2 separate regions of the Homo sapiens genome follow, and region 1 is linked to region 2. Evidence: read pairs that join two places in POLR2A ChIA-PET (ENCODE). Cell type or tissue: OCI-LY7. All regions are shown on one strand. Each heading gives the region's core, and the rest is flanking DNA. Links, peaks and the distances in the headings are about the cores only. Region 1 holds the start of ALOX5 (arachidonate 5-lipoxygenase). Region 2 overlaps ZFAND4 (zinc finger AN1-type containing 4).

What was found. Peaks named below come from ENCODE experiments on the same cell type or tissue, not always from the same donor. Only the 100,000 strongest peaks of a DNase experiment are listed, where the experiment ranks them.
Region 1: POLR2A ChIA-PET joins it to region 2 with 7 read pairs; 1 of 35 experiments calls an interaction of 5 or more read pairs at or near these places.

The regions. Positions count from the first base shown.
Region 1 is chr10:45,366,002-45,374,225 of GRCh38, forward strand. It overlaps ALOX5 (arachidonate 5-lipoxygenase), which reads left to right and starts at 8,215. Exons shown (of 14, transcript NM_000698.5): 1 at 8,215-8,224. RefSeq lists an enhancer at 7,983-8,224. In OCI-LY7, for the core only: no CTCF peak of the experiment used is centred there; DNase peaks (open chromatin) are centred at 4,410, 4,760 and 5,220; H3K4me3 peaks cover 2,500 bases; H3K27ac peaks cover 2,500 bases.
Region 2 is chr10:45,656,727-45,664,950 of GRCh38, forward strand. It overlaps ZFAND4 (zinc finger AN1-type containing 4), which reads right to left. Exons shown (of 10, transcript NM_174890.4): 2 at 6,816-7,116. The coding sequence starts at 6,999. Among named protein-coding and RNA genes, the nearest start is that of ZFAND4, 12 kb to the right of the region's middle. In OCI-LY7, for the core only: no CTCF peak of the experiment used is centred there; DNase peaks (open chromatin) are centred at 3,445 and 4,335; H3K4me3 peaks cover 1,739 bases; H3K27ac peaks cover 2,274 bases.

The DNA of each region.
Region 1 (8,224 bases), core at 3,017-5,516, 290 kb before region 2:
CTGGGACGTATCTCAAAATAATAAGAGCTATCTATGTCAAACCCACAGCCAATATCATACTGAATGGGCAAAAACTGGAAGCATTCCCTTTGAAAATTGGCACAAGACAGGGATGCCCTCTCTCACCACTCCTATTCAACATAGTGCTGGAAGATCTGTCCAGGGCAATCAGGCAGGAGAAGGAAATAAAGGGTATTCAATTAGGAAAAGAGGAAGTCAAATTGTCCCTGTTTGCAGATGACATGATTTTATATCTAGAAAACCCCATTGTCTCAGCCCAAAACCTCCTTAAGCTGATAAGCAACTTCAGCAAAGTCTCAGGATACAAAATCAATGTACAAAAATCACAAGCATTCTTATACACCAACAACAGACAAACAGAGAGCCAAATCATGAGTGAACTCCCATTCACAATTGCTTCAAAGAGAATAAAATACCTAGGAATCCACCTTACAAGGGATGTGAAGCACCTCTTCAAGGAGAACTACAAACCACTGCTCAACGAAATAAAAGAGGATACAAACAAATGGAAGAACATTCCATGCTCATGGGTAGGAAGAATCAATATTGTGAAAATGGCCATACTGCCCAAGGTAATTTACAGATTCAATGCCATCCCCATCAAGCTACCAATTACTTTCTTCACATAATTGGAAAAAACTACTTTAAAGTTCATATGGAACCAAAAAAGAGCCCGCATCACCAAGTCAATCCTGAGCCAAAAGAACAAGGCTGGAGGCATCACACTACCTGACTTCAAGCTATACTACAAGGCTACAGTAACCAAAACAGCTTGGTACTGTTACCAAAACAGAGATATAGATCAATGGAACAGAACAGAGCCCTCAGAAATAATGCTGCATATCGACAACTGTCTGATCTTTGACAAACCTGAGAAAAACAAGAAATGGGGAAAGGATTCCCTATTTAATAAATGGTGCTGGGAAAACTGGCTAGCCATATGTAGAAAGATGAAACTGGATCCCTTCCTTACACCTTATACAAAAATTAATTCAAGATGGATTAAAGACTTAAATGTCAGACCTAAAACCATAAAAACCCTAGAAGAAAACCTAGGCATTACCATTCAGGACATAGGCATGGGCAAGGACTTCATGTCTAAAACACCAAAAGCAATGGCAACAAAAGCCAAAATTGACAAATGGGATCTAATTAAACTAAAGAGCTTCTGCACAGCAAAAGAAACTACCATCAGAGTGAATAGGCAACCTACAGAATGGGAGAAAATTTTTGCAATCTACTCATCTGACAAAGGGCTAATATTCAGAATCTACAAAGAACTTAAACAAATGTTCAAGAAAAAAACAACCCCATCAAAAAGTGGGCAAAATACATGAAAAGACACTTCTCAAAAGAAGACATTTATGCAGCCAACAGACACATGAAAAAATGCTCATCATCACTGGCCATCAGAGAAATGCAAATCAAAACCACAATGAGATACCATCTCACACCAGTTAGAATGACGATCATTAAAGTCAGGAAACAACAGATGCTGGAGAGGACATGGAGAAATAGGAATGCTTTTACACTGTTGGTGGGGGTGTAAATTAGTTCAATCATTGTTGAAGACAGTGTGGCAATTCCTCAAGGATCTAGAACTAGAAATACCATTTGACCCAGCAATCCCATTACTGGGTATATACCGAAAAGATTACAAATGGTGCAACTATAAAGACACATGCACACGAATGTTTATTGTGGCACTATTCACAATAGCAAAGACTTCTAACAAACCCAGATGTCCATCAATGATAGACTGGATTAAGAAAATGTGGCACATATACACCATGGAATACTATGCAGCCATAAAAAAGGATGAGTTCATGTCCTTTTCAGGGACATGGATGAAGCTGGAAACCATCATTCTCAGCAAACTATGACAAGGACAGAAAACCAAACACCGCATGTTCTCACTCATAGATGGGAACTGAACAATGAGAACACTTGGACACAGGGCAGGGAACATCACACACCAGGGCCTGTTGGGGGGTGGTGGACTGGGGGAGAGATAGCATTAGGAGAAATACCTAATGTAAATGATGAGTTGATGGATGCAGCAAACCAACAGGGCACATCTATACCTATGTAAGAAACCTGCACTTTGTGCACAGGTACCCTAGAACTTGAAGTATAATAAAAATGAAAAAAAGAAAATGTTACTAGCAAATTGTAGATGGGTATACCTAATATAACTCTGCATGTGCACTATGTGTCTGGATACACATGGAAAGTATTCAGGCATACACACCAAATTGTTAAAATAAATCCCCTTCCAACATTAGGAGTGGCTGGGGAGCAGATGGCTTTCACTTCCGCACATTCCATGGTGCCAGGGTAATACCACATCACAATAGTAAATAGCAAAAATAACAACCTTAAGTTTAGATTTTCTTATCTAAATTTTAATTCTGTGAAGAAGTTTCCATTTCCCTTTTTCACACAGGATAGTAGAATGCAGTTTAGAAAGAGTGAGATCACTTGTTAGACTGTACAATTTTTAAGCATCAGCGAAGTATACCATTAAACTTCTCTATCAATCCATTCTCTAAACTTCCCAACCCAAAAAAAAAGAAACACATAAAATTGAAATGAAGAAAACAATACAAAAGATCAACAAAAATGAAAGGTTGGCTTTTTAAAGAGATAAACAAAATTGACAAATGTTTAGCCAGACTAAGAAAAAGAGAAGGCCCAAATAAATAAAATCAGAGATGAAAAAGCAGACATTATAACTGATACTGCGGAAATTCAAAGGATCATTAATGGCTACTATGAGCAACTGTATGCCAAACATTGGAAAATATTGAAGAAATAGATAAATTCGTAGACACACGCAACCTAACAAGATTCAACCATGAAGAAATTCAAAATCTGAACAGACCAAAAACAAGTAACAAGATCAAAGCCATAATTAAAATTTTCCCAGCAAAGAAAAGCCTGAGACCCAATGGCTTCACTGCTGAATTCTATCAAACATTTAAAGAACTAATACCAATCCTACTCAAACTATTCCAAAAAGTAGAAGAGGAGGGAATATTTCCAAACTTATTCTATGAGGCCATTACTGCTCCTATATCAAAACCAAGGACACATCAAAAAAAGAAAACTATAGGCCAATATCTCACATGAATATTGATGAATCCTCAAAAAATGCTAGCAAACTGAATTCAACATCACATTAAAAATCATTCATTATGACCAAATGGGATTTATCCCAGGGATGCAAATATGGTTCAACATATACACATCAGTCAGTGTAACATATCATATCAACAGAATGAAGAAGAAAAACCATATGGTCATGTTAATTGATGCTGAAAAAGTATTTGAGAGAATTAAACATCTCTTCATGACAAAAACCCTCAAAAACACTGGAGACAGAAGGAACATACCTCAACACAATAAACAGACATATATGACAGACTCACAGCTAGAATCATACTAAATGGGGAGAAACTGAAAGTCATTCCTCTAAGATCTGGAACAAGACAAGGATGCTCATTTTCACCAGTGTTAGTGGAACATAGTACTGAAAGTCCTAGCTAGAACAGACTAGAGACAGAAATAAGGGGCATCCAAACTGGGAAGAGAGAAGTCAAATTACCTTTGTTCGCAGATGGTATGATCTTCTGTTTGGAAAAACCTAGACTCCATAAAAAAATGATTAGAACTGATAAATTCAGTAAAGTTTCAGGATACAAAATTAACATACAAAAATCAGTAGCATTTCTATATGTCAATAGCAAACAATCTGAAAATGAAATCAAGGAAGTAATCCCATTTCCCATTTGCAATAGCTATAAATAAAATTAATATAATCTCATCTCTTCAATAAGTGGTGTTGGGAAAACTGCATATCCACATACAAAAGAATAAAATTAGACCCTTTTAATATACAAAACTGGACCCAAGTTAATATACAAAAATTAACTTGAAATGAATTAAAGACTTAAATGTAAGATCTGAAACCAAAAACTCCTAGAGAGAAACATAGGGGAAAAGCTCCTTGACGTTGGCCTTGGCAATAATTTTTTGGGATATTACACCAAAAGCACAGACTTTTGAAAAAATAAACAAGTAGGACTACATCAAACTAAAAAGCTTCTGCATGGCAAAAGAAAGTCAACAACATGAAAAGGCAACCTACAGAATGGAGGGAAATATTTGCAAACCATATACCTGATGAGAAGTTAATATCAAAATATAGAAAATATATAAGGAACTCACATATCTCAATACCAAAAAAATAATAACCTGTTTTATAATGGGCAAAGGACCTGAATAGACATTTTTTCAAAGAAGACACACAGATGGCCAACGAGTGCAGGAAAAAGCGTTCAACATCACTAATCATCAGGGAAATGCAAATCAAAACCACAATGAGATATCACTCCACACCTGTTAGGAAAGCTATTATGAAAAACACAAGAGACAATGAATATTGGCAAGGGCATGGAGAAAAAAGAACCCTTGTACACTGTTGGTAGAAATGTAAATTGCAACAGCCTTTATGGAAAATAGAATGGAGGTTCCTCAAAAAATAAAAATAGAACTACCATACAATCTAGCAATTCCACTTATGAGTGTACATCCAAAGGAATCAAATCACTATGTCAAAGAGATATCTGTACTTCCTTGTTTATTGCAGCTTTACTCACAGTAGCCAAGATAAGGAAAAAATCTAAATGTCCATCAACGGATAAAGAAAATGGGGGGAGGGGTGTGCATGTATACATACACAATGGACTATTTTTCAGCCATAACAAAGAAGGAAACCCTGCCATTTGTGACGATATGAATGAACCCAGAGGACATTATGTTAAGTGAAATAAGCCAGACACAGAAATACAAATATTGTATGATCTCATTTATATGCGAATCTAAAAATTTCAAACTTGAAGACGAATAAGTAGAACAGTATTTATCAGGAGCTAGGGGATGTGGGGAAGAAGCAAAATATTGGGCAAAGAGTATAAACTTTCAGTTATGAGATGAAGGCCAGGTGCGATGGCTCATGTTGGTAATCCCAATACTTTGGAAGGCTGAGGCAGAGGGATTGCTTGAGACCAGCCTAGGCAAGAAAGTGAGACCTCATCTCTACAAAAAATAAAAATAAAAGAATCAGCTGGGAGTGGTGGCATACACCTGTAGTCCCAGCTAGTCAGGAGGCTGAGGGGGGAGGATCATTTGAAATTGGAAAGTCAAGGCTGCAGTCAGCCAAGATAGTGCCACTGCATTGCAGCCTGGGTGACAGAGCGAAACCCTGTCTCAAAAAAAAAAAAAAAAAAAAGATGAATAAGTTCTGGGGATCAAATGTACAGCATGGTGACTATAGTTTATAACTGCGTTATTACTTGAAATTGGATAAGAGCAGATTTTAAGCATCCCCAGCACCCCCCCAACATACACACACACAAATGGTAACTATAGGTGGTGATAGATATGTTAATTTGACTGTGACAATCAGCATTCAATATATACATATATCAAATCATCACATTTTACCCCTTGAAATAGAAACTTTGATTTGTCAATCAAATATTTTAAAACGAAAATAATCATAATATTAATATAGCATACAGGAAAAAATTTCGTATCTCGACTGATACAGAAAATTTCATGATAAAAACACTTTAAAACAAAAGAAATAAAAGGGAACTCCCTCAACCTGATAAATGGCATCTGTGGAAACCCCCAGCTAGCATCAAACTTAATACAGAAAGGCTGGGTGTTCACCTCTTGAACCAGGAACAAGACAAAGATGCCTGCTTTTGCCACTTCCATTTGACCTTGTACTGAGGTTCTGGCTAGGGCAATTATCCCTGAAAAAGAAATAAAAGGCTTCCAAATAAAAGAAGAAGTAAAACTATCTCTACTCGCTCATGACATGATCTTGCATATAGAAAATGTGCACATGTACACACACACAAACCATTAGAACTAATAAACAAGTTCAGCAAGTTTGCAGAATATAAAATGAATGTACAAAAATCAAGTGTTTTTCTATATACTAGCAATTAACAATCTCAAAATGAATTAAAATTCCATTTACAATAGTATCAAACATAAATTATTTAGAAATAAAAAGTGCACTGAAAACTACAAAATATTTTGAAATAAATCAGAAAAGATTTAAGTAAATGGATCACTTGAACCTGGGAAGCAGAGGTTGCAGTGTGCCGAGATTGTACCACTGCACTTTAGCCTGGGCAACAGAGGGAGACTCCAAAGAGTCGAAAAGAAAAGAAAAGATTTAAATAAGCTGAAACATATTCTATGGATCAGAAGACTTAATATTGTTAAAGTGACAATATTCCCCAAATTGATCTACAGCTTCAACTCAACCCCTATCAAAATCCTAGCTTGCTTTTTGGCTGAAATTGACAAGCTGATTCTATAATTTATATGGAATCTCAAAGGATCCAGAATAACCAAAACAATATTGAAAAATAAAGAACAGCGTTGGTGGATTAACATTTTCCAATTTCAAAACTTACTATAGCACTGCGGTAATCAAGCAGTGTGGCACTGTATAGCATGTACATTACAGATCAGTGGACTAGAATCAATGTCCAGAAATAAACCGTTATGTTTATAATGAATTACTTTTTAATAAGGTGTCAAGACAACGCAATGGGAAAAGAATAATGAATTCAACAAATGATGCATGGACAACCGGACATGCACATGCAACACAATGAATTTGAATTCTTCTATCGCTCCATGCATAAAAACTAACTCAAAATGGGTCACGGATGTAAATGAAAAGCTAAAACTATAATAATCCTAGAGGAAAACCTAGGAGTAAATCTTTAAGATGTTATTGTAGGCAGTGGTTTCTCAGATAGGACCCCAAAATCACAAGCGACAAAAGAAATTGGACTTAAAGTTAAATACTTTTGTGCTTCAAACATCATCAAGAAAGTGAAAACACAACCCGCAGAAGCAATAAAAATGTCTGTAAGTCATGTATCCGATTAGAGACTTCTATCCAGGATATATAAATAATGCAATTCAATGATAAAAAAGATAAATAGCCCAGTTTTCCAAAGAGTCAAGCATCTGAATATACATCTCTCCAAAAATATACAGATATCCAACAAGCATGTGAAAAGATGTTCAAAGCCATTTGCCAGGTGCACAAACCCAAGACAGTATGAGGAGATGCTACAGGGACTCTGCTGCTTCACAGACATGAAGCGTTGGTGAGAATGTAGGCAGCCGCCTTTGGGGACTTCACATCCCCGCCGCCCCACGCACGGTGAGCTAGTGTTTAAACTTAGCCGAGATCAATACACGCGACTGTGTGCCCGTCAGACCCTGCGCTGCCGGCGGGGCTGGGAGAGGCGGGCGCCAGGAGTGGGCGGGAACCTGGGGGTCAGGCCCCAGCCGCGGGAAGCCGCCCAGGAGCGCGCGAAACCTTCTCCACACCCTTCCAGGCATTTGCCCGCCGCGATTCAGAGAGCCGACCCGTGACCCCTGGCCTCCCCTAGACAGCCCCGCATGTCCAGATGTGCCGTCCCGCCTGCCTCCCGCGACCACTGGCCATCTCTGGGCCTGGGCGCGGTCTCGGCGCCCGCCTGCCCCCGCCAGGAGCCGCAGGTCCAGCCAGTGAAGAAGCCCGCGCTGAAGGAGCCTCTGTGCTCCAGAATCCATCCTCAGTATCAGCGCTGGGGTGGCCTCCTCCAGGAAGCCCTTCTGATTCTCTCATGGGTCGCTCTTCCTCTGCAGACTCCCGGAGCACCCCTGCTCCAAGTACCGCAAGTGGCACTGAGAACTTGGGGAGAGCAGAGGCTGTGCCTAGATTTGTAGGGAGTCCCCGCAGCTCCACCCCAGGGCCTACAGGAGCCTGGCCTTGGGCGAAGCCGAGGCAGGCAGGCAGGGCAAAGGGTGGAAGCAATTCAGGAGAGAACGAGTGAACGAATGGATGAGGGGTGGCAGCCGAGGTTGCCCCAGTCCCCTGGCTGCAGGAACAGACACCTCGCTGAGGAGAGACCCAGGAGCGAGGCCCCTGCCCCGCCCGAGGCGAGGTCCCGCCCAGTCGGCGCCGCGTGAAGAGTGGGAGAGAAGTACTGCGGGGGCGGGGGCGGGGGCGGGGGCGGGGGCGGGGGCAGCCGGGAGCCTGGAGCCAGACCGGGGCGGGGCCGGGACCGGGGCCAGGGACCAGTGGTGGGAGGAGGCTGCGGCGCTAGATGCGGAC
Region 2 (8,224 bases), core at 3,281-5,780:
AATGGTATCAGAGGTAAGGATGGGGGTCTTTGGAGGTAATTAGGTCATGAGGGTAGGGTCCTCAAGAATGGGATTAGTGTCCTTAGAAGAGAGATGATCTCCCTCTCTTTATCTACCGTGAGAGGATGTAGAAAGAAAATAGCTATCTGCAAACCAGAAAGAGTGCCCTCACCAGACCCTAGACCTGTGGATTAGTAATCTTGGACTTCCCAGCTCCAGAACCGTGAGAAATAAACTTCTGTTGTTTAAGACATCCAATCTATGGTATTCTGTGACAGCAACCTGAACTTTTTTTTTTTTTTTTTTGAGACAGGGTCTCATCCATTGCCCAGGCTGGAGTGCAATGGTGCAATTTTAGCTCACTGCAATCTCCATGTCCTGAGCTCAAGCGATCCTCCCACCTCAGCCTCCTGAGCAGCTGGGACTACAGGCGCATGCCACCACGCCCAGAAAAAATTTTTGTATTTTTAGTAGAGACAGGGTTTCGCAATGTTGCCCAGACTGGTCTTGAACTCCTGGACTTGAGTGATCCACCTGGCTCAGCCTCTCAACCTGAACTTATTAAGACAGATGACAAGCAAATTAAAAGATGCATAACATCATCAGTCATTAGGAAAATGTAAATTAAAACCACAGTGAAATATTTCCAGTTCGAATTATAATAGCAAAAATGAAACAAAAAGTAAAACTAAAAGAACCCAGACAATATTATTAAGTGCTGATAAGGATACAGAGCAACTAGAACTTTTATGTATTACTCATACAAACACAAAATGGTAACAACCACTCTGGAAAATAATTTAGCAGTTTTATAAAGTTAACTATATACTTCCTATGCAATTCAGCAATTCCACTCTTAAGTATTTACCCAAGTGAAATAAAAACCTATGCTTCCATAAAAATGTGTATGTGAAAGTTTATATGGCTTTATTTGTAATCACCAAAAACTAAAAACCACCCAGATGTCCCTCAACTTGGGAATGAGTAACTATGGTACTTCCTTATAATGGAACATTACTCGGCCATAAACAGAATGAACTACTGATACATATAACAATATGATAAGTCTCAAACATATTATGCATAAGTGAAAAAAACCAGACTTAAGAGACTATAAAGTATATGATTTCATTTATATAAAATTCTAAAAAAGGCAAAATTACAGGAACAGAAACAGATCAGTGGGTATGATAGGGGCTTGGAATAGAGGAAGGGATTGACCACAAAAGGTACAGGAGAATTCTGATAGGTGATGGAACTGTTCTATATCTTGATTGTGGTGGTGACTGTATGATAGTAAATGTCTGCCAACACCAACAGAACGATATACTTGTTATGATATACTGTGTCCCTTCAAAATTCTTAGGTGGAAGTCTAAGCCTCTTATACCTCAGAATGTGACCTTAACTTGAAGACAGAATCTTGACATATGTATTCAAGTTAAAGTGAGCTAACTAGGGAGGGCCCTCATCCAATATGACTGGTATCCATATAAAAAGGAGAAATTTGGAGGCAGATACACACAGACACAAGGAGATTATCACATGAGAAGACCAGGGTGATGCCTTGAATAAGCCAATGAACTAGAAAGATTGAAAGCAAACCCCCAGGAGCTGGGTGAAAGGCATGTGACAGATTCTACAGCCCTCAGAAGGACCTGACACTGTCACCAACTAAATCTTGTATTTTCAGCCTCCAAAATCGTGTAACTTTCTGTTAAGTCACCCAGTTTGTGATACTTTGCTATGACAGCCCTAGCAAACTAATACAATATGTGAATTGTATGATATGTAAATTATATCTTCCTAAAAAATAGTTTGTTAGAATTTGGAGACAAATAAAAACATGCTCAGTATTATTAGTTAGCAAATTAAGAATGTGTATAAACTAAAAAAAATGATCGAAGCTGTCTAATCGTATATATTGCTGTGATTACAAAGCCCTTAAAGAACTATTATAATTTTTTAAACAAAAAAATATTTTTAGCAAAACAAATACTTGGAATTTAATAACACTGACATTCAACTTACCAAAAACTTGTAGGATATAGCTAACACAGTTATTGGAATTTTAAAATAAACGGTTATGTTTTTAAGAAGTTGAGACTCCTAGTTTCAGCTCTGATATATGGAGAACTTTTAATTCACCACTCCTTACAAGAAAAAAAGCTGAACAAACCGAAAACCAACAACTTTTCTTTGTGCCATCAGAGAAATTAGGTAGTAAGGTAAATCACCATAAGAAAATCTGTTGAGATAGGCAAACCCAGAGAGTCAGAGCCAAGATCCATTTACGTGAAGCTGAAGCCTCTAAAGTCATAAACTGGAAGGAACACTTGAATGGTAATTTTGATGAATTCATAGAGGCTGAGTGTGGACTAGTATGAGACTGGGAAATTATTGAGGGCCAGAAACCAGGCCCCTCTAGCCTCCCTACCTCACCTAAACTACTAGAAGTTGAAGGAGGGGAGAAGCTAAGATACACTTTGAAGGTCCCAGCCTAGAGGCACAGGCCCACTGCAAGATTTAATCATAAGATTACAGAATGTTCCCCCTCTTCCCAATACCTCACCACCACACTAACAAGGCTCCAGTATAACAACAGTGGATTACAACGGAAAGAATTGTAAGACGCAAACTCTAAGGAGGAGTCTTTAGGGAAACTCAAAGGCAACAGGGGAGACAAAACAAGAAAAAACTAGAGGAATTTGAAGGCTCTGGCACTTATAACTACAGCAAACATTAAACACAGCCCAATTTCTAGCAAGTTGAAGATAAAACCTCACTCTAATGTCCTATTTACCTCAATTCCTATTACCTGATATGTTATGTCTGGTTTTCAACTAAAAATTACAAAGCATGCTAAAAGACATGAAAAAATATGGTATGAAAAGACAAAACTAGCATCAGAAATAGACTCAGGTATGTCAGAGATCTTGAAATTATCAGACAGGGAAATTAAAACAGCTAAGATTAATATGCTAAGAAATCTAATGGAAAAGTATACAACATGAAATAACAGATTGATAATACAAGCAGAGATGGAAACTTTAAGAATAAAAAGTAGATGTTAAAAATAAAAGCTCCAACAGAAATAAAGAATGCCTTTGATTGGTCATCTGCAGACTGGATCTGGAAAAGAATTGGGAAGTTTGAAAAATGGCAACAGAGGCCGGGCGCGGTGGCTCACGCCTGGAATCCCAGCACTTTGGGAGGCCGAGACAGGCGGATCCCGAGGTCAGGAGATCGAGACCATCCTGACTAACACGGTGAAACCCCGTCTCTACTAAAATACAAAAAATTAGCCGGGTGTGTAGTCCCACCTACTCGGGAGGCTGAGGCAGGAGAATGGCGTGAACCCAGGAGGCAGAGCTTGCAGTGAGCCAAGATCACACCACTGCACTTCAGCATGGGCGACAGAGCGAGACGCATCTCAAAAAAAAAAAAAAAAAAGAAAAATGGCAACAGAAACTTCCTAGGCAAGGCACAGTGGTATGCACTTGTAGTCCCAGCTACTTGAAAGGCTGAGGCACAAGGATTATTTGAGTCCAGGAGGTCGAGTCCAGCCTGGCCAACATAGTGAAATCCCATCTCAAAATAAATAAATAAATAAAAGAAACAAAGAAAAGAAAATAAACTTGGCAAAACGGACTGTTAAGAGAAAAAAGAATGCACAAAAACAACATCTATTAACTGTGGGACAATTTCAAAAGTTGTGGCAATTTCAAAAGGTGCCACTAGAATATCAGAAGAAAAAATGAGACAGAAGAAATACTTAAATAATGGCCCAGATTTTCCAAAATTAATGAAACATACCAAACCACAGATCCAAGAAGCTCAGAGAATACCAAACACGATAACTACCAAAGAATCTACACCTTCAACATATTATATCAAACTGTAGAAAAGCAAAGACAAAGACAAAATTCTTAAATCAGCCAGGAAAGGGAAAAAAACACCTTACCTAAAGAGAAGCAAAGATAATTACTACAGGGGAGTTTTCATCAGAAATCATGCAAATAAGAAAAGACTAGAGTGAAATATTTAGTGTTGAAAGAAAAAAAATACCAACTTAGAATTCTATACCCTGAAATATTATCCTTCAGAAATGAAGGAGAAATACTTTTTCAGACAAACAAGAAACGTTAAAAGATGGCTTTTTTGCAAGAAACGTTAAAAGACATTATTCACAGAAAAAATGATGTAGGTCAGAAACTAAGATCTACATAAAGAAAGCAAGAGGTGGAATTTGTTGCCAGTGGACCCATATTGCAAGAAATGTTAAAAGACATTCTTCACAAAAAACAGGATGTAGGTCAGAAACTCAGATCTACATAAACAAAGGAAGAGGGCTGGGCCTGGTGGCTCAGGTCTGTAATCCCAGCTCTTTGGAAGGCTGAGGCAGGAGGATCACTCTGCTAAGCACTTCACCTTTAACTCATTTAATCCTGAGAACAACCCTTTGAGATAAATACTATTATTCTTCCTATCTTAGACTGAGACAACTAAGATACAGAGAGATTAAGTAATTTGGGCAGCCAGTAATCTGAAGCCAGGCAGCATGGCTTCGGCACTCCAGTCCCTTTTTCAAGGCCCATTGTAAATCCCTGAGCAGGCCCTGCTCCTCCCTTGCTGCAGCCTCCTTGTTCCTAATGCAGCACACTCCTTCAGTCCTTTCTCCACTAGCCCCTCCATCCTCCCCACTCTCCCCACCAGGCTCTAGTTCTCAACTCACCAAAAACTTCCCCTAAAGAAAAAGCAGTCTGGCAGAGTAATCATTTTCCCAGCAGGACGAACCCAAGCAGCCTCATCTCTGCCCTCCGTATTCCATATCCCTCTAACTTGGAGAATCTGACTCACACCATGTGACCCCAAATGTCTTCCAGGATATAAATATAAAGATCACCCAGAAAGGGCTTAAAATGTGTTTTTCAGCTGGGTTAGGTGGCTCACGCCTGTAATCCCAGCACTTTGGGAGGCCGAGGCAGGTGGATCACCTGAGGTCAGGAGTTCGAGACCAGCCTGGCCAACATGGTGAAACCCCATCTCTACTAAAAGTGCAAAATCAGTCAGGCATGGTGGCGCATGCCTGTAATCCCAGCTACTCGGGAGGCTGAGGCAGGAGAATCGCTTGAACCCAGGAGGCGGAGGTTGTGGTGAGCAGAGATTGCGCCATTCTCCAGCCTGCGCAACAGGTGCAAAACTCCGTCTCGAAGAAAAAAAAAAAAAAAAAGATACTATGTTCTCTCTCTGCCATGTGAAAATGCAGTGAACAAGCCTAGAGGACAGCCCCCACCAGAACCTGCCCATGCTGGTACCCTGATATTCAGCCTTCAGACAGTGAGAAATAAATTTCTGTTGTTTAAGCCACCGGTCTGTGGTATTTTGTTATGACAGCTCCAGCAGACTAAGATAGTAGGTATTTTACATATTACCTTATTTAATTTCCTAATATCTGTATTTGTTCATAAACATTTAAACTTAGATTCAATTGTCTAATAACCAAAAAGCCACTGCTTTTGTCCCCACAATGTCTCCTCCTACAGAGACAAGGACTCTATAACTTGGCTCTGGTTCTGACTCATGGAAACTAAATATTTCCCTTGGATGAGTTATTAATCTCCTCTAAACCCAAGTTGACTCTTCTGACATAAAAAGATTGAAACAGGATTCTCTCTAAAGTGCTTTTGCTGCATACAAATTATTTAAAATTCATGAAAGAGATAAAAAGTACAGAGATTATTTACAACGCAAGATTTCACCTTCATGCTCCAAAAAAGGTATCCTTTAAACTATGATATAAATTGCAAAGCAGAACGAAGTCAAAATAAACTATCATGACTCTAGATCTCACCAAATCATTTAGGGCAGACAAAAGCTTCAAGAGTCATTACTGAATGTGCTGATGTGGTCACTGGACTCGGCCAGCCACTCACTTCAGTAGGATCTCCTGGGTCTAGAGAAATAGCAAATATTCAGGAGCTCATATATATCCTTGGCCTCACAAAAATGAAAAATTCTAACCCTCCTCATCCTTCTATAATTCTGAACTTAAACCAGCTGGAGGGCAACCCTAGTCACTACCTTTATATTACAAGCAAGTTCCAGCTGGTTCCATCAACAAAGATCCATTTACTGTTATATGGAACAATTTAATTTTCTACTAAAAACTGGATTTTTAACAACTATAAATGGCAAACATTACTTATTGCAGAAATCTGCAAAATGCAAAGACTAATTTTAATAAAAATTAGTCTTTTTAGGCACTTTCTGCAAATATACAAACCACAAAAGAGACATTACACATTATTCAGCACCCCTGCTATACTAAGGGAACTTTGAATATACGTAAATGTAAGCCAAAGACTCTTTTCGGAAAACCTCCACATTAAAAAAAAAAAAAAGGAGGGTGGTTGCAAAGCAGTGTAAAAAGGGAAATAAGGTCCCTAGAAGGGAATATAATTACTATTTCCCATTAAAAGTAAAATATAAAGTAACATTAAAAGTAACTATAAAATAGTTAAGGCATAATTTGCAGGTCACCATAACCTGCTGAAAGCTATTCTAAAATATTATTTCACACCATAGCATGATGCCAGGGATTTGTTTCCAAAGAATCTGGTGAACACAGCAATGGGGATAAAATAGTTCATAAGCTGATAAATGTTGGAGAGAGGGAGTAGGAGGGGGTTCATTATCTTATTCTAACATCATATATGTTTGAAATTGTCTCCATTAAAATACTTTAAAAACTACTAGACATTATTGATGAACAAATTTAATTTTCATATCCTAAAAACAAAGAAAGATGAGTACCTTCCAATCTTCGAATTTTTGCTTTCACAGAAATAACAGTTTCAAAAGGTGAAACTCTCAGCTCAAAACATGTTCCAGTTAATGTTTCAATGAAGAGCTCCATGGTATCACAGAAATGAAGTCTGTAGTAAAATGGTCCCATGTTATCATCATTGAAGAATGGAGGCTCTTTTCTGTTATCCATTACTTTGACTTTTCTAGTTCTTCTAAAATATGTCGCAGGCAACTGTATTCCAGTTCTAGGCAAACCAGGTTTGAAGATTGGTAATATATATTGTTGTTCATGTTTTGAGTTTTGTACCTAAAAAAACAAGAATTTTTTTAACAAGCCTATCTGAAAGTTGTATTTGTCCATAAAGATTTTCCGTTAACTGTGGCCCATATCAATCTTCCAGACGGCCCCAGAATTCACTTTAGTGCTTTTAATTATGTCTAATCCTGAACTTTTCACATTTGTCTCTGAAATCACTCTCCCATCTAGACCATAAGATTATTAAGAATACGCATATTTTTGATATTATAATGTATCTTACTAGAGCTCAGCACAGTTATATATATAGTACATGCTCAACAAATACTTTTGTTGTTAAGTGATATATAAGCCAAACTCAACAAACACATCAGTATATTTCTGTAAGGCTTTGAAAAATTTATTCATATCCTTTTCTAAAACATACAAATTATGTCTTCTATACCATATAAAGCATAACTTTACAACGATTGTACATTTGACTTTTTTTTTTTTTTTGACAGAGTCTCGCTCTGTCGCCAGGCTGGAGTGCAGTGGCACAATCTCGGCTCACTGCAACCTCCGCCTCCCGGGTTCAAGCAATTCTCCTGCCTCAGCCTCCCAAGAAGCTGGGATTACAGGCACCCACCACCATGCCCAGCAGATTTTTGTATTTTTAGTAGAGACGGGGTTTCACCACGTTGGCCAGGATGGTCTCGATCTCTTCACCTTGTGATCCACCCGCCTCGGCCTCCCAAAGTGCTGGGATTACAGGCGTGAGCCACCATGCCTACTCCTGTTGTATATTTGAATCATACTGGATAAAAGGAATGCCAACCACCATAATAGGTTGCTTAAAAATAGTACTCACTAGGCTGGGGGCTGTGGCTCATGCCTGTAATCCCAGCACTTTGGGAGGCCGAGATGGCAGATCATGATGAGGTCAGGAGATCGAGACCATCCTGGCTAACATGGTGAGACCCAATCTCTACTAAAAATACAAGAAAAAAATGAGCTGGGCGTGGCGGTGTCTGCCTGTAGTCCCAGCTACTTGGGAGGCTGAGGCAGGAGAATGGCGTGAACCCGGGAGGCAGAGCTTGCGGTGAGCCGAGATTGCGCCACAACACCCCAGCCTGGGCAACAGAGCAAGACTCTGGTCTCAAAAACAAAAAAAAGTAGT